Linked DNA regions of Homo sapiens: region 2 is linked to region 1. The links are chromatin contacts, found by Hi-C or POLR2A ChIA-PET in ENCODE. All regions are on one chromosome and are shown on one strand. Each heading gives the region's core, a stretch centred on a gene start or an enhancer-like site at or near the end of the contact. The rest is flanking DNA. Distances are from core to core; before and after follow the strand shown.

Region 1 (3,637 bases), core at 847-3,346:
TCCTAGACACTTCGAACTCAAAAAATATTTGTGTGTGAGTGATATAATCTCACAACAATCCTATGAGGTGGTTAAGTCAGCCTACTCATTTTAATGACAGAAACCCCAAGTTTTCCATGCTTAAGCTGTGATTCTCTCCGAGTGTCTGGGGTCAGGGTCAGGGTGACATTGAAAACAATGGCCCCCAGGACTGCCCAGCCCCCTCCCCTTTATGATTCCCCCACCCAGCATGCTGGCCACTTGAAACACTCTGGCACATGCTGAGATGCAAACCTATTCCTTTGGCTCCCCTCTGCACAGCTGAGGCCAACTAGAACTTTCCTGAGTTTTTCCTACTTCCCACTAAGGGAGGAAATCAGGGAAATTAACACAGAGAACATAAGAATCATAAAAACTGTCTGGCTTACAAAGTGAAGGCTTCTTACAAAGCAGAGGGGACTGCTTTGTTTCCAGTACCTTCTGAGGTGGCTGTGTTCCTACCTCAGGACCCTGGCATGACTCTCTAGGTGCCTGGCCTGTGTCTTCCACTTCCCAGGACCCAACTCCCACCTGCTACCTGCCTCCCACATTCCCCATCCTGCCCGTGGAGCTAGAAAGCTCACCCTGCCATTTCCTCATCATGACTAGAGAAGCTCACTTCTCTGGGACAGTTCTCTCTTCTGTAAAATGGGAAGGGTAGTGCTGGTGGGAGGTACAGATGAAATAACAGTGTGACGGGCTTTGGGAACTTTCAAACCTTACGCAAAGCTAAGATAAAGTGGAGGTGTGCAGGTGGGGTCAGGACCTGCCCCGGAGCCAGGAATTCTGACACAGTGGGTATCTGCAAAATATCCCGTTGCCGGGGCAGGACCCCTTGCCTGGTCAGGACCCCTTGCCTGCGAACTTGCAATTTGATCACAGACAAAGGAGATTTGCTTTCAGTTGAACAGTGACACTTTGGTCTCCCACTTACCTCGTTGTAGATGAGGCAGAAATTGGAGGACCTGGAACACAGAGGGAAAATGAGGCCAACAGTGGGGCCATGCTTGGAGGTACCCCCAAATCTGGTACAGGATCCCAGAGGAATTTCTGGGTGCAGTGGTGCACCCCTGTAGTTCCAGCTACTCAGGAGGCTGCAGTGGGAGGATCACTTGAGCCAAGAATTCCAAGTCCAGCATGGGCAACATAGTGAGACCTGTCTCTTAAGAAGAGAAAATCCCCAGGAGGTCATGTCCTGGCAAGAGCCCCTTAAGAGGCAGAAGCCTTATACTTTCTTAAGAATCTTTGCTTGGCATAGTGCAATCCATAAAGCACCTACTATATGTCAAGCACTGCAGATGGTATTGGGGATACAGCAGTGAACAAAATGGACTCCTGCCCTCATGGTGCATACCGTCTGTGGTCAAGACAGACATTTAGCACATACACAAATAATTATTATTTTATTATTATTTGTGTATTTGCTTAACAAATAATTATTTTTAATAACAGAGGCAAGGACTTAGATGGAGAGGTATAGGGTGCCATGAGAATGTATAATAGGGGAACTTGACATTGTGGAGGAAGTTTCAAGAAGTATTCCCAGAGGAGGTGCCATTTGAGCTGAGAACTACTTGCAGGGTACTGTTCAATTATCTCTAGCAAGTAAAAACTAGGTTCCTCACACGGCCCCCACGAGACTAGATACAGAATGTGGCCCAAGGCCCTAGGCCAAGGCAGACCCCGGATAGGGAATAAGACCTGGCAGTGATGGGGCAGGGAGGTCCTGAGGGGTTCAGGCTGAGCTTGGGCTCTGACCCCGCCTGTCCTCCAGCACACCCGTGTGCACACCCGAGCCAGCCTGTGAAGGGAAAGATCCTGGCTGCTCAACCACCCATGGACGCAGTGGGGCAGGGCCCCATGACCTCATTGTAATAGTGTCCTACAGCCTGGCCAGCAGGAGGAGAAAACAAACACTGAAAAGTCCCCCAGTGCTCCCTGATGCCGGTTCAGGAAGACTCAGGCGCTGCAGGCTCCAGCCTTTGGGCTGCAGGCAGCGCGCCCTACTCAGGAGGCCTGAACGGAATTCGAAAGTACTTATTTCTCACTGAAAAATTCCAAGGATTGCTCAACATTCCATTAACCCCAGGAGCTGGGGTTTGGCCGGAGACGCTGAGAGACGGCAGGAATGGGAGCCTGTGGGCCTGCCGCATGGCTCAGCACTGTCAGGGAATAGCTCCTCTGCCCTGCTCCCTGGGGGCACAAGGTGGGGGCAGGGGTTGCAGGGGGCTGTCAAGACCCTCCCTCCCCCAACGCAGGGGCTCTGAGTGTGGGGTGATTTTGGTGGAGCTGGAAGGAAGCTGGGGGAAATCTCCTGGCTTCTGTAGATGAGAGATGCTGTTCCTGCCCCTTGAAGAGAGCTGCCATATTCCCAAGAGGGCTGGGGACTGGGGCCCCAGATTCTCTGGCTCTGGTATGAAGGCCTGTTTTCCCAGCTCTCAGGAGCCACAGCGGGAGTTGCTCACTGAGAAGACTTTCTGTGGTTACCAGGGAGATCAGCTCCCTCTTCCCAGCTTTCTGCTTGAGGAGCCTGGCTCAAATGCCTCCTCCTCCAGGCAGCCTGGTCCATACCTGGACTGAAATCCTTCTCCTAACACATTATGTTTTATAGTATGGTTATTGCTATACATGTCTGCTCTCCCACACTAAGGAGAAAAGGGGAAGGCAGTCACCTTTTTGGTTCATGTGTGTATAATTCTGCAGGGTCCAGTTGGCACAGAGATGTGTGTACCAAGGTGTTTACCGAAGCATTGCTTACAGCAAGGGGAAATGGTAAGTTATCTAAATGTTCAAGAATAGGAGTTTGATTAAATCATCTAGAGTGTACCCATATGTCAGAATGCTAAGCGGCCATCAGCAATTCCATTCTCAGCAATATTTACAGGTATGGGAGAATATTAAAATCAACAAACTTCCATCACACAGAAGGAACATTTTAGTGTTTCCTTTACTTATTATTTTTTATGTAGATAGACAAATACAGTAAAACCCAACCAAAACATGATCTGTGTGGGGATAAAAATTGACAAGTGCAGGGTTGTATGATGGTGAAAGCAATAGAAAACAGCATTTGAAGCAAGGGGGAGTCTCTATTGTCCCGAAAAGCACAAGATAAAGATGTTGAAAATTATACTACACTCAGGACTCCGTAGGCTGAACTAAGAAAAGCCCCAAGTGACCGTGAGGCTGTCACTGTCTAATCCTACCCACCTGATCCACAGAAAGGAAGAGCAATTGGCTGGCTAGAGAACAATGACAGGAGAACAGAAGCCTATTGATTATTCCATTTCTGAATAATCATCGAATTGGACATAAATTTTTATTAGACCTGTACTGTATATATGTTTCATATCCTTTCATAGTTAACATTGTATCTTAAGCCACACCTCATTCTATTAAATACTATTTTAAAACATTACGTTATCGTAAACATCCTGTTTTTTTTTTAAGTCTTTGTTCTTATCTTCGATTTCCCCTTCCCCTTATTCATAGGGTACCATTGCTGAGTCAAAAGATATAAATATTTTTAAGATCACCGAAACTTATTTTCAAATTTCCCTGCAGAAAAGCGTTTCCAGTTTCCACTCAGCAGCAAATGAGAGTGTTGCCTGCAGCCCTT
Region 2 (3,637 bases), core at 481-2,980, 83 kb before region 1:
GCTGTGGCTGCTTTGTCTCTCCCCTCCGTGGTGACTTATGGCCTGAGTGGTGACTTACAGGAACCTGGCCACCTAGGTGCTATGCGCCCTCTTAACCTTTGAACTGGAACTGCTGGCTCACACAAGGTTTTGAACAGCTGCAGCAAAAATCCTACAGAAAAGCTGGATTCCTTTGCCTTATGTGGAAACAGCAAGGCCCTGCCAGGTGCTCACCACTGGTCCTGGCAGAAGTGGCTGCTGCTGAGAGTGACCTTCCAAATCCTTGGTGGAACTCAGCACTACAGGCTCTTAAATAAAAACCCTTTAGACACAGAAAAAAGAAAAAAAAAAAACAAAAAAAACTCTCAAACATTTGATGTGAACAGTGCCCTCATTTGTGTATTAATTCATTCATGGATTAATGGATTAAATGGTTAATTAATTAGTTAATTAGCTTGCTCAGCCTCTCACCATGGGGTGCCCCGAACTACCTGGGGACTCCCTACCAGCAAGAAGACTCGCCAGATGCAGCCCCTCAGCCTGGGACTTCTTAGCCTCCATCACTGTAAGAAATAAACTTCTTTAGAAGTTAGTCAGTTTCAGGTATTCTGTTATAAGCAATAGCAAACAGACCAATATAGACATCACCTATAAAACTGAGGTAATAATACTCAATTTACAGGATGATTGTGAGGGTTGGAATACATTATGGGCCAGACACTGAGTCTTAAATGCATTAATTATTACTTTCATTAAATGAGAAAATGTATGCAAAGAGTTTGGCATGGTGCTGGGTACATAGTAACTACTCAATCATTGCTGGCTGCTTTATATTGTTATTCTTCAACCCAGTCCAATTTAGGAACTGCTGGCATATTAACTTGCCTAATAAGCATTTTTTATTATGTTTATCACTTGCTCAAAATCTTCTTTGGCTCCCTTTTGCCTGTTTCAGTAAGTCCAAACTCCTTGCCACGCATTCAAAGCTCTACTTATCAGTTCCCTCCTACCTTTCAGATTTTATCACCTGAATTTGACTATTCAGTGTATCCCATACATACTCCTGGTTTTCCCTCCTTTTTAGCTTTGTTCAAACTCTTCTCTCTCCCCAGAATGCCCTTCTCCTCCCATTTTGCTCAGTAAATATTTGCTGAGTAAATAGATGGTGTCCTTTGGAAAAGCTCTCTAAGGGAAGCCAGTTCTTATTCATGCTATATGTCCCCCCTGTGGTGGGAACACACAGGGCAGATTATGTTTATTACCAGCAGGACTTTTCGTAGGGGAGGCATATATGCAAACTGAGAGGTTTTAAAGAAGTCACCCCTGCTCTACAACCCCTCCACCCCTCCCGACTACAGATGCTACATAATACTCACGCCAAGAGGTGATATTGCTAAATTCCTCTTGTTTAATTAGCCTCTCAATTCAGGGCATACTTATCGGATACCTACAAAGCGCTCTGCAACTTGCCTGAAACTGTGTGGGTCAGAGTACATTTAAGACCATCCAGCTGGAAGTGAGAAGACTTGAAAAACATTGGCAAACAATGCATGTGAATTCAGAGTTGGTTTCTAAATTTTGTAATGCTGAAGACAAGTCTTTGACTAGGATGAGCCTGTGCACTAGAGCAAAGGTCAAAAGAGGTTACAGCCAGTCGAAACTTTGAAAGGGCCCTTCCTGGAGTGCATCTCCTTGTCCCGCATGCTTTAAGAATGTATGGTATGCTAAAACAAACATCTGATGTAGGCTGGTGAAATGCAAACCAGTATTCTGTATTCATGTGATAAGCCAGGCCCAGGGCAGTCTCCTAAAAGGCAGCTTTCTTAAAATCACGGGTAACTTTCTGCTTCTAAACATATGGGTGCAGGGAGAGATTTTTTTCCCCCAAGGACCAGCTCCCACACCCAATGTAGTTCACTGGTTCAGCACAAGCTCAGTTGTTTAAGATGCTAAGACATCTTTAACAACAGGAGCAGTAAGCACAGGGAGATGACAAACAGACATTTCTGAGTTTACTCAGTGCCTTAGCCCAGCTTAACTCACTGTCTAGGCTCTTGGCAGGTCTCTAACCTGGATTTTATTTCCAGAATATTCTCAGCTCCCAGATTATTCAGAATAAGATAATAAAAGTTAAAATTGGAGCACATGCTTTGAAATCAAATGAGTTTGGGTTTGAACCCAGCTCAACCACTTACTAGCTCTGTGACCTTGAAACTCAAAAATGTTTTCTGAGGTTTGGTTTCCTCCTTTTGACAATTGGGGTGATACCACTGACGTTAGGATTTATTGTGAGGATTAATGAAATGATGTGTTTGGAGTGTAGGCTCAGTATTTGATGGTTAGTATCACCATGACAATGACTAGAGGTCCCCCTCACTCCGTTCCACACCCAAACTATCTCCTCCAAAGCTACCCAAATTCTAATTTTTTTTTTTTTTTTTGACAGAGTCTCCTGTTGCCTAGGCTGGTGTGCAGTGGCACCATCTCGGCTCACTGCAACCTTTGCCTCCCAGGTACAAGCGATTCTCCTGCCTTAGCCTCCCGAGTAGCTGGGACTACCACCACGCCCTGCTAATTTTTTTTGTATTTTTAGTAGAGACGGAGTCTCACCATGTTGGCTAGGGTGGTCTCCAACTCCTGACCTCAAGTGATCCACCTGCCTCAGTCTCCCAAAGTGCTGGGATTACAGGCATGAGCCACCGCACACAACCCTAAATTCTAAATTTAACGGCTCTCTTTGCTCTGTATTCCTCCTACACCTCTTAATAACGATAAGTGTAAATAGTAATAATAGCCAAGCACAGCTATAGCCTACTACATGCCCATGCCTGTGGTGGACACCTCCAAACATTATCTCCAATCCTATTCCCAGTTTACAGTGCAGGAAACTGAAGCTCAGATAAGATAAGTGACTTGCCCAAAGTAAGTGGAAGAGCTGGAATTAGAACTCAGGCCTTCTCTCTCCAAAGCATATGGGCTTTCTACTTAACCACATTTTCTCCTTTGGAAAGAGAAGTCTGTTTTTCTGGATGCAAAGACCAGATACTCTAGCTTCCCCTTAACAACTTTCAGAGCTTTTCTAATTGCTTGCCTCTGTAACTGTAATTCATTCATTTATTCACCCCACAAATGTTTATAGTGTATATCAGGTGCTAGGGGTATAAAAATGATTAAGGCAGTCATCTTCAGAGTTCACACTTTGATGGGGAAGACAGACACATAAATGGGCAAGTGAGGAAGTCAGTGATTAGGTAAAAGGGCACAGTGGGACCCCAGAGTCCAGGTGGGGTTGGAGGAAGAAATGATGACATCAGAAGAAGCTTTCAAAGGACTTGGGTTAATTCATTGACCTACTCTTTATTTCATTCATTTCAGAAATGTGTTTTAAGCAACTATTCTGTTTCAGGCTCTAGGCTAAGCCCTGGAATTAAATGTAGGCATGGCTTGCTTCCGTCTGGCCAGGAGGGATGGACTATAAATAATTAAATGACATTAAAATTGTCTTGGGGTTATGCCAGAAGGATGTACAAGTTAAATCAATGGGGGGGGGAGGGGGTTGGGTGCACAAATAAATGGTTAATTCTCTAGGGCAAGTGTTGTTTCGAAGGTCCAATTTCTTTCAAACATGTTTTTTCTTTTTCCTATTCATTCCTGTCTT

What was found. Hi-C counts contacts between places; a loop is a spot of excess contacts on that map. ChIA-PET counts read pairs that join two places held with the same protein, here RNA polymerase II (POLR2A). Pooled maps may share reads with other maps.
Region 2: a map of Caco-2 shows a loop between it and region 1 (7-fold over the local background). The contact joins two enhancer-like sites. A Hi-C loop is called at or near these places in 3 of 168 maps with a recorded cell type or tissue (Caco-2, GM23248 and endothelial cell of hepatic sinusoid) and 2 of 50 pooled maps. POLR2A ChIA-PET finds 5 or more read pairs at or near these places in 1 of 52 experiments (activated CD4-positive, alpha-beta T cell).

The regions. Positions count from the first base shown.
Region 1 is chr1:109,875,915-109,879,551 of GRCh38, reverse strand. All of the region lies in intron 4 of LINC01768 (long intergenic non-protein coding RNA 1768), which reads right to left. Among named protein-coding and RNA genes, the nearest start is that of CSF1, 33 kb to the left of the region's middle. RefSeq lists a silencer at 1,873-2,061. Within about 2 kb of position 2,096, at least 23 of the 41 ENCODE cell types and tissues checked have a DNase peak (open chromatin) inside an H3K27ac peak, as active enhancers do.
Region 2 is chr1:109,958,129-109,961,765 of GRCh38, reverse strand. No RefSeq gene overlaps it. Among named protein-coding and RNA genes, the nearest start is that of AHCYL1, 25 kb to the left of the region's middle. RefSeq lists enhancers at 806-1,375, 1,376-1,947. Within about 2 kb of position 1,730, at least 4 of the 41 ENCODE cell types and tissues checked have a DNase peak (open chromatin) inside an H3K27ac peak, as active enhancers do.